Linked DNA regions of Mus musculus: region 2 is linked to region 1. A link is a loop called in an ENCODE intact Hi-C map of the cell type or tissue named here. Cell type or tissue: left cerebral cortex. All regions are shown on one strand. Each heading gives the region's core, and the rest is flanking DNA. Links, peaks and the distances in the headings are about the cores only.

The links. Hi-C counts contacts between places; a loop is a spot of excess contacts. Peaks named below come from ENCODE experiments on the same cell type or tissue, not always from the same donor. Only the 100,000 strongest peaks of a DNase experiment are listed, where the experiment ranks them.
Region 2: it touches region 1 in a loop (10-fold over the local background); 22 of 42 quality-filtered maps call a loop at or near these places.

Annotation. Positions count from the first base shown.
Region 1 is chr17:36,188,497-36,196,693 of GRCm38, forward strand. H2-T3 (histocompatibility 2, T region locus 3) reads right to left here and starts at 1,655. Exons shown (of 6, transcript NM_008208.4): 1 at 1,554-1,655; 2 at 1,105-1,374; 3 at 681-956. The coding sequence starts at 1,632. It also overlaps the pseudogene Gm4246. In left cerebral cortex, for the core only: no CTCF peak of the experiment used is centred there; no DNase peak of the experiment used is centred there.
Region 2 is chr17:36,056,217-36,064,413 of GRCm38, forward strand. Gm6034 (predicted gene 6034) reads left to right here. Exons shown (of 3, transcript NM_001034909.3): 2 at 137-240; 3 at 1,158-2,429. The coding sequence ends at 1,319. It overlaps Gm11127 (predicted gene 11127), which reads right to left and starts at 2,155. Exons shown (of 6, transcript NM_001199967.1): 1 at 2,070-2,155; 2 at 1,625-1,894; 3 at 1,206-1,472; 4 at 340-615; 5 at 110-223. The coding sequence starts at 2,145. It also overlaps the pseudogene Gm20950. In left cerebral cortex, for the core only: a CTCF peak has its summit at 4,820 (motif pointing left); a DNase peak (open chromatin) is centred at 4,808.

The DNA.
Region 1 (8,197 bases), core at 1-5,000:
AGAACAACAACAGGAAGTAAAACTGCAGTCTTTTTTGCTCATAGAGGTAATTTAGCAAAACAAACAAACAAAAGAACAAACAAAAGAAACAAAAAAACGTATACTTGTTAAGAAATGTACCTGTTGTTACTTGCAACATGACATAATGAAATCAGGAAAGGCTAATATTTGGAGATGAGCAAGGACTAAATGTAGGTAAAGTACACGATGGATAATGGCAGGGAATAATTGATAGCTACTTCTAATTCTGCCACTGATTCTCTGTTTCTGTCTCTCCATCTCTTTCTGCCTCTGCCTCTGTCTCTCTGTGTCTGTGAGTCTCTGTCTCTGTCTCTCTCTCCCTGCCCTGCACCCCTGGGGTCGATGTTGGATAGCCATGAGTATATTTAATGGAAAATATGTAAAATTCATGTTCTCTACTGGTCCAAAGTGGCGATTCTAACTGTTTACAAGCTCACTGAGCTGTGTATAGCCATTGGTTTGTGTAATTTTCATACGTTATTTTTCTGTTGTCACCTTTTAAAATTAAAAAACAAAAAAACCAACCAAACAAGCAAACAAAAATACAAAAAGAAAAAAGAAAAAGAGATGGGAGTTTTCCCACCTAGTGAGTTTCTGCTCTCTCTGGACTGAACCCAGTACAGAGGCAAAGGGAGATGGAGTTGTCTGCAGCCACGCACCTGTGCACTCCTGTGTCTTTTTTCTGTTCTCCAGGTATCTGAGCAGGGAATCCTTGCATGGGCCCTCCAAGTAGGTCCTACGGAGCTCTGTATAACCAGCCTGCTCCCACTTGCTTCTGGTGATCTCTGCTGCCGTGTCTGCTGCTGTCCACGTTTTCAGATCTTCATTGAGGGCAATGTAATCGCGGCCATCATAGCCATGCTGCTCATAAGCGCGGAAGAGGCTCCCGAAGAACTCCACCTCACAGCCATACATCACCTGGATGGTGTGAGAGCCTGGCCCCCCTCTCCTAGTCAGGCCCGCCCACCCTAGGAATTCTCCAAACTGAAAGGGAAACCGGTCCCTTTTGCACCCCATGATTAGGTGGCTTGCATAAGAGGGAGAGGAGTGGGGACAGACTCTTAGATTTGGGGGGTTCCTCACCATTTTGACTCAGGTTGTAGTAGTCCAGCATAGTCTGCAGATTCTCGCGGAAAAACTGTGCATTGCTTGTGACGATCTCTGTCTCTCTCGCCCAATACTCGGGCCCCTCTTGCTCCACCCATGGCGCACTTAGCTTATATGTCGCAGTCTCCCCTGAGCTGTTGAAGCGCACGAACTGAGTGTCATCCAGGTAGCCCACAGCTATGTACCACGGTTCGCTGATTGCAGGTCGGGACAAGGCGGTGTAGAAGTACCTCAGCGAGTGTGAGCCTGGGGGCAGCATGTGGTGAGACTGTGACCTTCTCCCAGAACCCGGCCAGGTGCGCAGGTCAGGGAAGTAGAAGGACTCAGGTCTAGGGCCTTGAGTGGAGAAGTGGTGGAGGGTCTGGTGGAGGGTGGACCTCCGCCCCTCCCCTAAAAGGCTGTTTCCCTCCTCATCCAGCACTCACCTGGGCAGGTCTGGGTCTGGCCTTGTGAGGCAGCCAGGAGGATCAGGAGGGTGCCAGGCACCATGGTCCCCATCCTCATGTTAGGGAAATCTGAAGTTGTATAAAGTCCTGGACTTTGTAACTTGCAATCTCAGAGAGTTTTATTGCATCTTCTAAGTACCTGCTCTCAACAGGAGTGCAAGGCCTTTGAAAACAATCTGACAATGGTACAGAGAGCAAAAAGTGAAACTATAGTTCTGTACAGCCCAACCTAATCCCCCGCCTTCAGGCCTCAGACCCTGACAGCCACTTCCGGGACTTGGAACTTTGTCCTGACTCCTTCTTCTGCACTGAACCCTGTGTATAGATAGCATCCTCTATCTGAGCCCTGCCCAGAATGTCAGGTGGTAATCAGAGTGGAAACCTTCAGGGTTAGAGCAGTTGTTTTTCTCCCTCCTACCTCCATACCTGGCCCCACTGTGATGGGTGTCAGGTGGTCTGGAATGCAGTGGAGAGATGTTTTCTTTAAAGCAGGAGGCTTTGCCTGTGCCTGGCAAATACAGAAGTGGATGCTCACAGTCATTTATAGGATGGAATACAGGCCCCCCAATGTAGGAGCTAGAGAAAGTACCCAAGAGCTGAAGGGGTCTGCAACCCTATAGGTGGAACAATATGAACTAATCAGTACCCCCAGAACTCATGTCTCTAGCTGCATATGTAGCAGAAGATGGCCTAGTCAGCCATCATTGGGAAGAGAGGCCCCTTGGTCTAGCAAAATTTATATGCCCCAGTACAGGGGAAAGCCAGGGCCAAGAAGTGGGAGTGAGTGGGTAGGGGAGCAGGGCGAGGGGAGGGTAGAGGGGACTTTTGGGATAGCATTTGAAATGTAAAGGAAGAAAATATCTAATTGAAAAAATATGTTTAAAAAAAAAAAAAAGCAGGAGGCTTTGACCAGCAAGCACCACACTTTTTCCCACAAGCAGAGACTAGGAGTCTGTGTTCACCTGTAGTGGTTTAGGGTTAGCTCACACTGCCAAGCCAGACTGCTCAGGAATCTGTGTTCTAAATACATAAACAAACAAACAAACAACAACAACAACAAAATACAGGTCCAAACTGCCTTGTGCTAGTTCTACAGAGGGTCCTAAAAGTCTCCCGTCAGGTTCCACCTGCACTGGGGAAATGACAGTCTTGCTCAGCAGCACCAGACTGTCAGCTTCTTCATATTTCCTTCATGCTGCATCATCCTCCCTTGTTAGCATAACTTCTCTTCAACCTCTCAGGGGCCTTGTTACTGTGTGCATCCCATGCCTGCATTGTCTTCTGAGAAATGGGAAGATGTTTTCATCATTGTCCTGATCTCTAAGTTCCCCAGAATAGCCAAATACTCCAATATTTCTTCTGAGGTCTTTTAACACTAAAGGCCATTCATCCAGAACTCTAACAGTCTTCTTCTTCTTATATAAGTGCATGGACATTCATACAAGCACAGGCACAGACACACATTCACACACACACATATTCACAAATACACACACACTCACACACATTTATACACATTTACATACACACACTCACATACACACATTCACAAACACATTCACAACTCACTCAAGAACATTCACACACACAACACACACACTCACACACACACTCACTCACAAACACACTCACACACAAACTTACATGATCACTAACCCGTACTCACATACTTTCACACACATAATCACAAACACCAACTGACGTACATTCACACACACTCACACAATCACAAACACAAACTCTCTCACACACACAAACTCACACACACATTCATACACTCACTCACATACACACTCATATACAAACTCACACACTCATACAATAACAAACACACACTCACACATATCAAAACACAAGCACACACACACACACACACACACACACACACACACACACACACGCTATCAACATAGCCAGTTGCTCTCCTTTTCTAGCCTTCCTGCTTCCTTTTGTCTTTGAGTCTGTGAACATGGCTTTTTCTTTCCCCCTCTGGGCTCTCCATCCTAGGTCAGATAATGGCTTCAGCTGCTGCTCAGTTTGATTCTCCTTTTCCTGGATGGATTTGTCTATTGCCTCCAATGCACTCAGAAAACTCTCTGACCCTCTCCAGGCATCCCTGTGCTTCCCATCAATGCATAGATGTCTGAGGCCAGCCTGTCTGGGATTCTCCCTCAGAACCCATATCCACATCTGGAGTCAACTCCCTCCTTTAGATTCTGGTTTCTGACTCACTGCACAGATTTCTATGCACACTCAAGACCTCAGACCTCAGAGTACTGCTTTGAAATGCTAAGGAGAGCATTGAGACATCTCCTGGGGAGTTGGGATGCACACCCAGGCAATGTGGGGTGGCATTCCTGACAAGTGCAGGAAGCAGCAGTGTTGACCCACATGAAGGTCAGGGCTCAGGTGACTAAGGTCTCAGGCACTGTCTGCTTCTTTCCCTGACTGTCTGCAAAGGTGGGAAATGGCTATAACCGTGCTCCCACACCAGCCCTTATTTGTACAATCAGCAGACCTGCCAAGCAGGAAGTCACTGTAGTCACACTAACAGGGCACCATTCACTCCCAGGCCTCCAGGTAGCTCAGGGCAGCAGTATGGTCCACAGCCTCCAGAGTAAGCTGTGGCTTCACCCTGGAAACTGGGGTCATCGAGAGCTGGGAGTCAGATGAGCAGAGGCACCCAGAGGACAGCCAGGATGAAGAGGAGGGCAAGTCCTCTCTGCTTTCAACTTTGATGTCAGCTTCTGAGTTCTTTTCCTCTTCTGGGACAGCTACAGGTATCAGAAACTCCTGGGCTCCTGGGTATGCAGAGCCAGCTCCTGCAGCTGGGTACCCTGGTGAGACCGAGGCATCCTGCAGACCTCAAAAGCACAAGGTGGACTGTTCATGGACATTTGCAGGCTGGAGGCTTTCTTGAATCTGTGTAGGAGCAAAATGTGTCTGCAGTGCTGGCAGGGAGGCTTGGGCATATCTCTTTTCACTTGGTGAAATTGCAGGGACCCAGGGCTTGAGAGCCAGCAAGGGTGAGCTAGTACAGGTTCTGACCAGATGAACAGACCGAGGTAACCGAGGTCTACAGCAAACTGAATCCAAGGAACTGGGAGAAGTGTCCTCTGGTTATGCAAACCAGGCAGTAGGAGACCCTCAGGTCCTCTAGACTGTACTTGTGGCTGTTTTGAAGTCCTTCTTGTAGCTGGCAGTGCTAAGTGGTCTTGGTCCTCTCTGGCCAGGAGGTGCTGGTTCAGAAGATGTAGGGCAACCTGAAGCCCATCAGCAGGTGTGGTTCTCAGGGCCTTGAGTAACTGCCTTGACAGCTCCTGCATCTGGTATGTAAGGTGGCAGTTGAGGCATCAGATGCAGGTGGTATCTGCCCAAACACCCTGGGAGACTGAGTTATAAGTCCTCAAGAGAGAGGAAGAGCAGGATGCCAGTGACTTTGATGGCTCTATCTGATTACTCTCTGCTGCCTTTATGGTGGGTTATCGCTGCACTGAGAAGGCACAGAACTCCAGAGCATTTGAGACAAAGCTTGTCTCTGTCCAATTCAACCTCAGAGCTCTGTGGGCTGCTCTGACTGCATCAAATATCTCCATTTCAGGGTGGCTGGTTGGCCTGCCAGGGCTGCACCAAGCTCACCTCCTAGTGAGTTCACAAACTCAGAGCTCACAGCGCCACCTGCTGGTGCTTCTGTTTGCTTGCGGATCTCATTCTCTCCAGAGCACATGCACCCAGTTTATCTTTCCTCCATGGCTTCATGGTGGATCACTAAAACAGAGTCTTCCTCTAGGGATCCGAATCTGGGGCCTGCAGGTCTAAGTGTCTAGTGCCGGGACATGCCATGCCAGCTGCCTCCCCATGCTTTGCTCAGTGTGTCGCAACCCTAGGAGGCAAGTGCAGCCTCTGTGAGTCACCAAGAGCCTCAGTGAATTTGAGAACTTGTAGGAAGGAAGGCACTGGACCCAAGATGGTCCCCTCTCTGCACTGAGCCTCCGACACCTGCCGGTTTCTTGTCTGTCTGTGTGTCTGTCTTGTCTAAATATTTAAGACAGGGTTTTTCTTTTCTTTTCTCTTCTTTTCTTTTCTTTTCCTTTCTTTTCTTTTCTTAATATAAAACTTTATTTTCACTGATAATGTCACTGTAACATAATTTCATAGCAGACCTGTGCAAAAGATCCCACATCACCAATGTCTCCAAGAGATTTCACACACTTCTGGGCAGGACAGAAAGCTCTGCCCCCGTGTTGACAGTCAACATTTTACCCCTTTATCTATGAGTACAGAAAGGCAAGGCATCATAACTCCAGAATGAAGCTGACTGAAGGCATCCTTAGCTGAGGTCGGATGCTTGCCAGCTCTGAATGGCCACCACAGCAACAGCACATGTTTGCCTCTGTGTGCTCAGGATGGGTCTTTGAAAAATGTCCGACTATGTAAATATGCTGCACTTATCTCTTCAACATTGCAATGTGGAGGTCTGGAGAGCTTCAAGTCTTCACGAGCCCACATGGGGTTAGGGCTGTTATGGATGAGGTGAACTCAACAGACTAATTCCAGCTTTGGCAACCATCAGCAAACTGGTTTCTGCGATTAACCCTGCAGGCATAAATTTCCCAGAGTTGTAGACTCTCATCCCCATAATGCCGGCCAAGGTCCCAGATGTAGCTAGGAAAACCCACACATTCCTGGGATCCTGAGACAGCTGGTAGGCACCCAGGCCTGCTAGGCCCCCAAAGAAGAGAGTCCAGCAGCCAGGGATGGCACACTACCTGCTTTCGCATAGCCAATAATCCCACCGGTAGCAACCAGGGCTGCAGAGCTGAAACCAAAATAAAGTAAAGGCACCAATGGGCCACTGTCCTTCTGCATTTTTCAGTCCCTATGGAGACCACACCAGGGCTGCACCTCCACTCTTCTTAGCATCTCTGAGGAGCATGGTAAATGTTGCTTTCTCTCCAAGGTCCCCCATACTCAGTTTGCAAACTTTTAGAAAACCTTGCACCAAACCCTCGGCTCCTGTTAGGCTGGAGCAAGGGACCAGAAAATGTCCAGGAACCCAAGTCGCAACTGCACTACATCCCTACAAAGTGACTCCTGCTCTCTTACTCAAAAGCCCTCCGTGGCGCAGAAGCATGCACACGCACTTAGGTTTCTAGTCCCAGAACCGCAGTTAGAGAACATTTTAGAGAGGCAGGAGCAGGCCAGGGAAGCAAGCTCAGCAGAGTGTGCCCAGGAAAGCCCCACATGCCTGTGCGTGCAGAACAATCCCCTGGTGGAAGAGTAGGCAAAGTAAGAATACAACCAACCAACACCAGAGCCAAGCCCAGAGGCCTGTGCTGGAGGACAAGGGTGTAAGCAGACCGCAAGAAGCCAAGGTCAGGAGCCAAGGGTGTCAAGACAGGGTTTCTTTGTGTCCTGGCTGTCCTGGATCTCACTTTGTAGACCAGGCTGGCCTCAAACTCAGAGAGTTCTGCTTACCTCTGCCTTCCAAGTGCTACGACTAAAGGCATGAGTCACCACTACCTGTCACCTCCTGGGTCTCTGATCACCCTCTGGTTGACCATTCTCTTCCTGCAGTGAATACATCAGGAGCTGGTGTCTTTGCATGGGCTGACTGGAGTGACAAAGAGGCTCTGGATTTGGTGTGCTCTGTTGGAAGAGAGTAAGCTCTTTGATGAGGCTCTCTGCTCTGAACACATCTTTTGTTTTGTTTTGTTTAGAGCCAGTTTTTCTAGGTGTAGCCATCACTGATTATCCTGGACTTACTTTGTTGACCAGGCTGGCCTTGAACTCACAGTTCTGCCTCTGTATCCTGAGTCCCTGGATCAAAGATGTGCACAGACATACCAGGCTTTCAAGTTCTTTTTTTAGCTGTTGCATGAAAGAGAGTTGTCCATATTTATGGGCTTTCCTGTGATATTTGCACATCTGTATTCATATTTGAAAGTGATCCTGTGATAGTTCCAACCTGTATACATATCTGTGGGCTTTCCTGTGATATCTCCACACCTGTATACATATCTGTGGGCTACCCTGTGATATCTCCAACCTGTATAATTATCTGTGGGCTAACCTGTGATATCTCCACACCTGTATACATATCTGTGGGCTTTCCTGTGATATCTCCACACCTGTATACATATCTGTGGGCTTTCCTGTGATATCTCCACACCTGTATACATATCTGTGGGCTGCCCTGTGATACTTCCACACCTGTATACATATCTGTGGGCTGCCCTGTGATATCTCCAACACTTGTGTACACGGTATAAGGTCTGAATGGGAATCCTATACATCTCCTCCCAGGTGTGATTTCTGCAGTGAAGACATTTAGAGTCTTGGCTTCCAGCTTTCTGAAAGCTACAGCCTGTTTTGGTTTCCTCGTTGCCCTACTGTCTTAGTCAGGGTCTCTATTCCTGCACAAACATCATGACCAGGAAGCAAGCTGGGGAGGAAGGGGTTTATTGGGCTTACACTTCCATACTGCTGTTCATCACCAAGGAAGTCAGGACTGGAACTCAAGCAGGTCAGGAAGCAGGAGCTGATGCAGAGGCCATGGAGGGATGCTCTTTACTGGCTTACTCATCCTGCTCTCTTAAGAACCAAGACTACCAGCCCAGAGA
Region 2 (8,197 bases), core at 1,995-6,994, 130 kb before region 1:
CGCAGGTTAAAGACAGTAGCAATGATTGGTGCGGCTGTGTTTCCCATTGATGAGCAGAGCACACTTCTAAAAGGGCCTGAGAGGAAACACAGACTCTGCCCTTTCCTACCTGTGTTTCTCCTCTTCATCATAAAAGCCACCACAGCTCCAATGATGATCACAGCTCCAAAGACAACCAGAGCAGCAATGATTACCATGTTAGAGTCGGTGGATGGAAGAGGCTCTGGGAAGGATATGAAGGTGAGGGTCAGGACCTCAGCTCTCAGCCCAGACCAGCTCAGGATCTTCAGAAAGCTCCAGCTTTCCCTGACCCCAGATATGCACTCATAACCTCCTTACCCCATCTCAGGGTGAGTGGCTCAGGCAGCCCCTCATGGTGCACATGGCATGTGTAATTCTGCTCCTTCCCAAGAGGCACCACCACAGCTGCCCACTTCTGGAAGGTTCCATCCCCTGCAGGCCTGGTCTCCACAAGCTCCATGTCCTGGGTCAGCTCCTCCCCATTCAACTGCCAGGTCAGGGTGATGTCAGCAGGGTAGAAGCCCAGGGCCCAGCACCTCAGGGTGACATCACCTTCAGGTCTGGGGTGACGGGTCACATGTGTATTTGGGGGGTCTGAAGAGAAGAGTTGGAATGTTCACACTTTTTTCATTCTTCCTGGAAACTGCAGGTGCTTGGGTGATCAATCCCATGGAGGTGTAGGAAAGCTGGGTGCTGAGAGGGTTCAAAACCCCTCAGCAGCCATCCAGATAATCTGTTCTTTGGGAATTCCTAGGATTTGTGTGAAAGGGCCTAGGTACTCCAGGACTCTCACCACCTATTGAGAAAGAGACTCCTGTTCCAGACTGGGTGGGTCTGAGACATTTGGTGTCACCAGAGTCAGATCCCAATGACCCCAGTGTGTGCAGAGAGCAGGGCCTCAGAGAAGCCGCTGCTCCAAAGGCCTGCAGACTGCAGGGGGCTACTGTTGGCTATTCCAGAGATCTTCTCTGTTTCCATCCTGAAACAGACTCTGAACTATCCTGAGAGAAGGGAAATATTGAGGAGAGCCCCTCTCCCCCTCTTGGATACTGGGTCAAGAAAACTAGAAGCCTTCTCTCTATCCTGAGGCAGACAAAGGCAGTATTCTAGCTGCATTCTTTTTCTCCCCCAATCAGAGAACAAGGGAGCTGAGAGAGGGTTGTTCCTCAAACTACATCACTTACCTGAGTGTTGCTGAGCTTCCTCCAACAATCTGTGGAGTGTCTCCACGCATGTGCCCTCTAGGTAGGCCTTGTATTCCTCTGCCACTCCAGCCTCCTCCCATTTGTGTTGAGTGATCTGAGCCACTGCATCTGCTGCGGTCCAGGAGCTCAGGTCCTCGTTCAGGGTGATGTAATCGTGGCCATCATAGGCATGTTGATAGTGCCCGTGTAGGAACTGACCATCTGGTCCCACGTAGCATCCGTGCATATCCTGGATTGTGTGGGGACCTGGCCCGGGCATGGACACAGTCCCGCCCATGTTCAGGCACAGTCCTCAAACCTAAAGCAAAACTCAGGCACCCACAGCGGGTCCCATATCCCTTCAGTGAGTTCGTGAGGGGACATGACCTCTGACACTCGGGGGGGTGGGGGTCACTTACCGTCCTGACTCTGGTTATACAGGTGGAGTAGGTTGTAAAGGCAAGTTCGGAAATTCTGGGTGTGCTCCTTGAATTTCCGCGTCTCCTGCTCCCAATATTCGGGCTCCATCTGTTCCACCCATGGCTTGCATGGCTCGGCCCTGGGATTCTCAGAGTCGCTGTCGAAGCGCATGAACTGTGTGTCGTCCACGTAACCCACGGCGGTGAACCGAGGCTCCCCGAAGCCTGGCCTGGATATGGCAGTGGCGAAATACCGCAGCGAGTGTGAGCCTAGGGGAGGAGCGACATGAGACCCCGACCTCCTCTTGGGACCCTGGGAGGGTGCGCAGACCTGGAGATGAGCAGGCCTGGGGCTCTGAGAAAAGGCGGAGACAGGACAACTCGCTTCCCAAGTGCCACCAAGAACCTCCCCACAAAGGCCCTTTCCCTCGCGACCCCCACTCACTCTTGCCCGCTTGGGTCGGGGCCAGGGCGGTCGCCAGAAGCAGGAGAAGTAGAGGGCAACTCGTAAGGGTCCCCATCCTGGGATAGAGAGAGCTCAGTACAGTGATATAAATCCTGGACTTGGTAACTTGCAATCACAGCTACTTTTCCTTTTCTAGGGACCTCCTCTCAATGGGCATGGGAGGTGCTGCTGCAAAAAACTATTCCCAGGCAGGAAAACTGCCAATGACAGCAAGAACAAGATGTGAAACCAACTCAAGCCCTGCCCTCAGCCCAGCTCTCAGCCCCGCCCTCCTCAGCCCTCTACTTATAAAGCCACTTCTGAGGACTTGGGACTTTGTCCTGACTCCCCCTTCTGCACTGAACCTTGTGTATAGATAGCATCTTCTATCTGAGCCCTGCCCAGAATGTCAGGTGGCAATCAGAGTGGAAACCTTCAGGGTAAGAGCAGTTGTTTTGCTCCCTCCTACCTCCACACCTGACCCCAATGTGATGGGTGTCAGGTGCTCTGGAATGCAGTGGAGAGATGTTTTCTTGAAAGCAGGAGGCTCTGACCTGCAAGCACCACACAGTTTCACACAGAGACCAGTGGTCTGTGTTCACCTGTAGTGGCTTAGGGTTAGCATTAGGTCACACTGCCAAGCCAGGCTGCTCAGGAATCTGTGTTCTAAATACATAAATAAACAGGTCCAAACTGCCTTGTGCTAGATCCACAGCAGATCCTAAAAGTCTCCTGTCAGGTTCCACCTGCACTGGGGAAATAAGTCTTGCACAGCAACATCAGACTGTCAGCTTCTTCATATTTCCTTCATGCTGCATCATCCTCGCTTGTTAGCATGACTTCTCTTCAACCTCTCAGGGGCCTTGTTACTGTGTGCATCCCATGCCTGCATTGTCTTCTGAGAAATGGGAAGATGTTTTCATCTTTGTCCTGATCTGTAAGTTGCCCAGAATAGCCAACTACTCCAGTATTTCCTTCTGAGGTCTCTTAACACAAAAGCCATTCATCTCCAACTCTCTTAGTCTTCTCATACTTATATAAGTACATGGACATTCATACAAGCATGGGCACACACACACTCACACAAAAACATTCATACATAGTCATAGTACACACAATGATGGACGGATTTGTCTGTCGCCTCCAATGCACTCAGAAACTCTCTGTCCCTCTCCAGGCAACCCTGTGTTTCCCATCAATGCACAGATGTCTGAGTCCAGCCTGTCTGGGATTCTCCCTCAGAACCCATGTCCACATCTGGAGTCAACTCCCTCCTTTAGTTTCTGGCCTCTGGCTCACTGCACAGATTCCTATGCACACTCAAGACCTCAGACCTCAGAGTACTGTTTTGAAATGCTAAGGAGAGCATTGAGACATTTCCTGGGGAGTTAGGATGCTCACCCAGGCAATGTGGGGTGGCATTCCTGACAAGTGCAGGAAGCACTTCATGTGTTGACCCACATGAAGGTCAGGGCTCAGGTGACTAAGGTCTCAGGCACTGTCTGCTTCTTTCCCTGACTGTCTGCAAAGGGAGATGGCTATAACATTGCTCTCACTCAGCCCTTATTTGTACAATCAGCCGACCTGCTGAGCAGAAAGTCACTGTGGTCACACCAACAGGGCACCTTTCACTTCAAGGTCTGCAGGCAGTGCAGGGCAGCAGTATGGGACACAGCCTCCAGAGTAAGCTGTGGCTTCACCGAGGCAACTGGGGTCATTGAGAGCTGGGAATCAGATGAGCAGAGGCACTCAGCGAGCAGGCAGGAGGAAGAGGAGGGCAGGTCCTCTCTGCTGTCAAATTTAACCTCAGCTTCTGAAGCTTATCCTCTTCTGCGACAGCTACAGGTATCAGAACCTCCTGGGCTCCTGGGTATGCAGAGCCAGCTCCTGCAGCTGGGTATCCTGGTGAGACCCAGGCACACTGCAGACCTCACTAGCAAAAGGTGGACTGTTCATGGACATTTGCAGGCTGGAGGCTTTCTTGAATCTGTGTAGGAGCAAAATGTGTCTGCAGTGCTGGCAGGGAGGTTTGGGCATGTCTCTTCTCACTTGGTGAAAGTGCAGGGACCCAGGGCTTGAGAGCCAGCGAGGGTGAGCTAGTACAGGTTCTGACCAGATGAACGGACCAAGGTAACCGAGGTCTACAGCAAACTGAATCCAAGGAACTGGGAGAAGTGTCCTCTGGTTTTGCAAACCAGGCAGTAGGAGACCCTCAGGTCCTCTAGACTGTACTTGTGGCTGTTTTGAAGTCCTTCCTCTAGCTGGCAGTGCTAAGTGGTCTTGGTCCTCTCTGGCCATGAGGTGCTGGTTCAGAAGATGTAGGCCAATCTGAAGCCCATCAGCAGGTGTGGTTCTCAGGGCCTTGTGTAACTGCCTTGACAGCTCCTGCATCTGGTATGTAAGGTGGCAGTTGAGGCATCAGATGCAGGTGGTATCTGCCCAAACACCCTGGGAGACTGAATATAAAATCCTCAAGAGTGAGGAAGAGCAGGATGCCAGTGACTTTGATGGCTCTATCCGGTGACTGCTCTGCTGCCTGCATGGTGGGTGATTGCTGCATTAAGAAGGCTCAGAACTCCAAACAGTGAAATTGAGGCAAAGCTTCTCTCTCCATTACAACCTCAGAGCTCTGTGGACAGCTCTGAGTGCATCAAATATCTCCAAGCCAGGGTGGCTGGTTGGCCTGCCAGGGCTGCACTAAGCTCAGCTTCTAGTTAGTTCACAAACTCAGAGCTCACAGCGCCACCTACTGGTGTTTCTGTTTGCTTGCAGATCTTATTCTCTCCAGAGCACATGCACCCAGTTTTTCTTTCCTCCATGGCTTTATGGTGGATCACTAAAACAGTGTCTTCTTCCAGGGCCCCAAATTTGGGGCCTGCAGGTCTAAGTGTCTAGTGCCGGGGCATGCTATGCCAGCTGCCTCCCCATGCTTTACTCAGTGTGTCACAACCCTAGGAGGCAAGTGTAGCCTCTGTGAGTCACCAAGAGCCTCAGTGAATTTGAGGACTTGTAGGAAGGCACTGGACCCAAGATGGTTCCCTCTCTGTACTGAGTTTCCTACACCTCCCGGGGCTGTGTCTGCCTGTCTGTAATACTTGAGACAGGTTTTCTTTGTGTAACAGTCTTGGCTGTCCTGCGTCTCACTCTGTAGACCATGCTGGCCCTAAACTCAGAGAGTTCTACTTGCCTCTGCCTTCTAAGTTCCAGGACTAAAGGCATGAGTTATGACTTCCTGTCACCTCCTGGGTTTCTGATCTCCCTCTGGCTGACCATTCTCATCCTGCAGTGAATACATCAGGAGCTGGTGTCTTTGCATGGGCTGACTGGAGTGCCAAGGAGGCTCTGATTTGGTGAGCTCTGTTGGAAGACAGTAAGCTCTTTGATGAGGCTCCCGGCTTGCAGCACATTTTTTTGTTTTGTATTTTGATTTTTTTCTCCCAGACGTTTTTTTCAGTGTAGCCATCATTGGTTATTCTGGCCTCCCTGTTTAGTCCAGCCTGGCCTTGAACTCACAAATCTGCACCTGTTTCCTGAATTTGGGGGATCAAAGCTGTACACTTCCAAAGCAGGCTTTCAGGTGTTTTTTAATTGTTGCATGAAAGAGAGTTGTCTATATTTGTGTCGCCGTTGAAGCACACCAACTGTGTTTCATCCACAGAGCCAGCAGAGATGAACCATGGCTCCTCAAGAACACTGCAGAGATTGTGAGCCTGGTGATGGGCAGTGAGACCCCCACACTGCCCCAGGGATCCCTGGCCAGTGCATGAATGAGAGAGGAATCTGGGCACCAAGACTCAGGACACAGGTGGAGAAGGGGCTGAGGGTTTGGGACAACAAGGCTTCCCTGCTGCCACTCTGCCCCTCCCCACAGAGGCTGCTTCCCTTCTGACCACACACTCACCCCCAAGGGTCTGGGTAGGGGACAGGGCAGCCTCCAGTAGCAGGAGTAGCCTGTCTGCCTGGTGCCTTCTGCCCCAGTAGAGCTATGAGCAGGTGTGAGTCTGTGAGGCTTTGTGACCAAGGACCCAGAGACCTTAGCCATGCTGGTTGGTTCTCTAGAATCTGTCCACCTCATGGACTGTCAACTTGTCCCTGGACAAGGACCTGGCAGAGATTGTGTACTGGACAAGTGAAGCTGGCCAGCTCAGTTTCCCTATCTGAGACTCTGGCAGCCTGGGAACTACTATGTAGCCTCAACCTTGAAACTGAAAGAAGCAGGGCGGTGATGGCACATGCCTTTAATCCCAGCACTTGGGAGACAGAGGCAGGCAGATTTCTGTGTTCAAGGCCAGCCTGGTCTACAAAGTGAGTTCCAGAACAGCCAGGGCTACACAGAGAAACCCTGTCTCGAAAAACAAAACAAAACAAAACAAAACAAAACAAAAATACTGAAAGAAAATCGTTTGTATACTGTGTGCATTAGAGTCAGGTTCCCAGTTTGGTGTTCCCACAAGTCATCCCTCACTTGCCTGGGTCTCTCCTGAGGCTGTTCTGGACTCATTAGTCGGATTCTCCAGAATCACCAACTACAGAGGGAAAGACTGCAGGAGGGCAGGAGAACAGGAGAGAGGGAGAAAGAGATGTAGTGAGAGTGAGAGAGGGAGGGAGGGAAGCAGGAAGGAGAGAGGAAGTATGGCTGCTGCTTGCCTTCTGCAGACCTTAAATGGCAGCTTCCCTGAGCCCTGTTGCAGTGGTCTGGGCTGCACAGGCTGTACAGAGCCCTCTGTAAAGGTCAGCTTCTATCCTTGACTCATTGGAGCCATCCAGAGTGGTTTCTCCACTCAAATGGAGACAGCTCCATGTCTCCCCAGCCTGCAGCCATCACAGGAGTTTAGGGAGCTGTCACCCATGGGTCCACTTTCCAGCCCCACAGGAGCATCCCCTCAGGAGCTGTCCACTGTGGCAGCACCTTTCCTGTCTTAGTCAACTGCCCTTTGAGGAGCTAGCTGTCCATAGTGGTGACATCTTCTCTTCTGCCTTAGCTTACAGCCGTGGTGAAACACTGCAGGAGCTGTCTGTCCACAGTGTCTTCTTGTCTTCCCCCAAGCCCCAGCATCTGCACAGATTTAGAGTTCTTCGGAGGCAACTGCAGCCATGAAGCACTTCCCACCCCATCCCAGGGGCCCATAGGAGGGAGAAGGGGTTAAAAAACACAAAACACAAAACACAAAAAACAAAACAAAACAAAACAAACAAACAAAGAAAAAACACAAAACCACCAACCCCTGACCTTCTCAGAAAGGGGGGGAACAGTTTCTGAAGACCCACAAAATGAAAATTTGAAAGTTCACCAATCATTACTCTGGAAATTTCAGTCCTGAGAAGCTCCCCCCCATCTGAAATCCTATATAAGCACTGCCTAATCCCCTGTTGTGTGACCCCAGGAGCAGAGAGGGCAGCCATGCCAGGATTTGTCCCTCTTCCTCCTGGATTTTTCCCTTCAATAAATCTCCTGTATGAGATTTTTCTGCCATCTGTGACTCTCTCATCAGAAGATAGAAGAAGAGAAGAAGCAAACTATAGAGGAAGCAGACGTGGAGCTGAGGGTCTCCTGAGCTCAGCTGTGCTGACCTGGAGCTGCAGTGCCTCTGCTGAGGAGGCTTCCTCTCACAGCTGTGAGGTTCCTGGGCTCCCCGGTCTGAGGAAGCCCTTCTACTGGGACATGGTCCCACCCCAGAGTTGTGTGGCTCCTGGCCTTCTGCATCCCTGGAACCCCTTTCCATCTAGTCAGAAACACTTACACAAAGCCCAAGCAGATGAGCTGTGAGGAGACAGTGCTGAAAAATTCAAAAGCTCACAGTTCTGAAGGAGACCCAGACTTGGTGCCAACTCCAGTCTCAAGCTTGAAACACAGCACACACAGTTACAGTGTCTGTAAAAGCTAAGCCCTCACAAACGGCCGATTTCCATTTCTTTAAATATGTTTAACATTGTCAGAATGAGCAGGCTGCTTACTGCTGATTTTATACAATTTCTTTGAACATAATTGATTCTCCTGTGAGTGAGTATTCATAATTTCTCCAGGATGTTTTTGGTTTGTTTTTTAGTATGGTTGTTCCAGCTCACCTTTTGTTTCTGCTGACAGCGTTTCTCTGTGTGGCCCTGAGGGTCCTGGCCAGCCTGGCCTA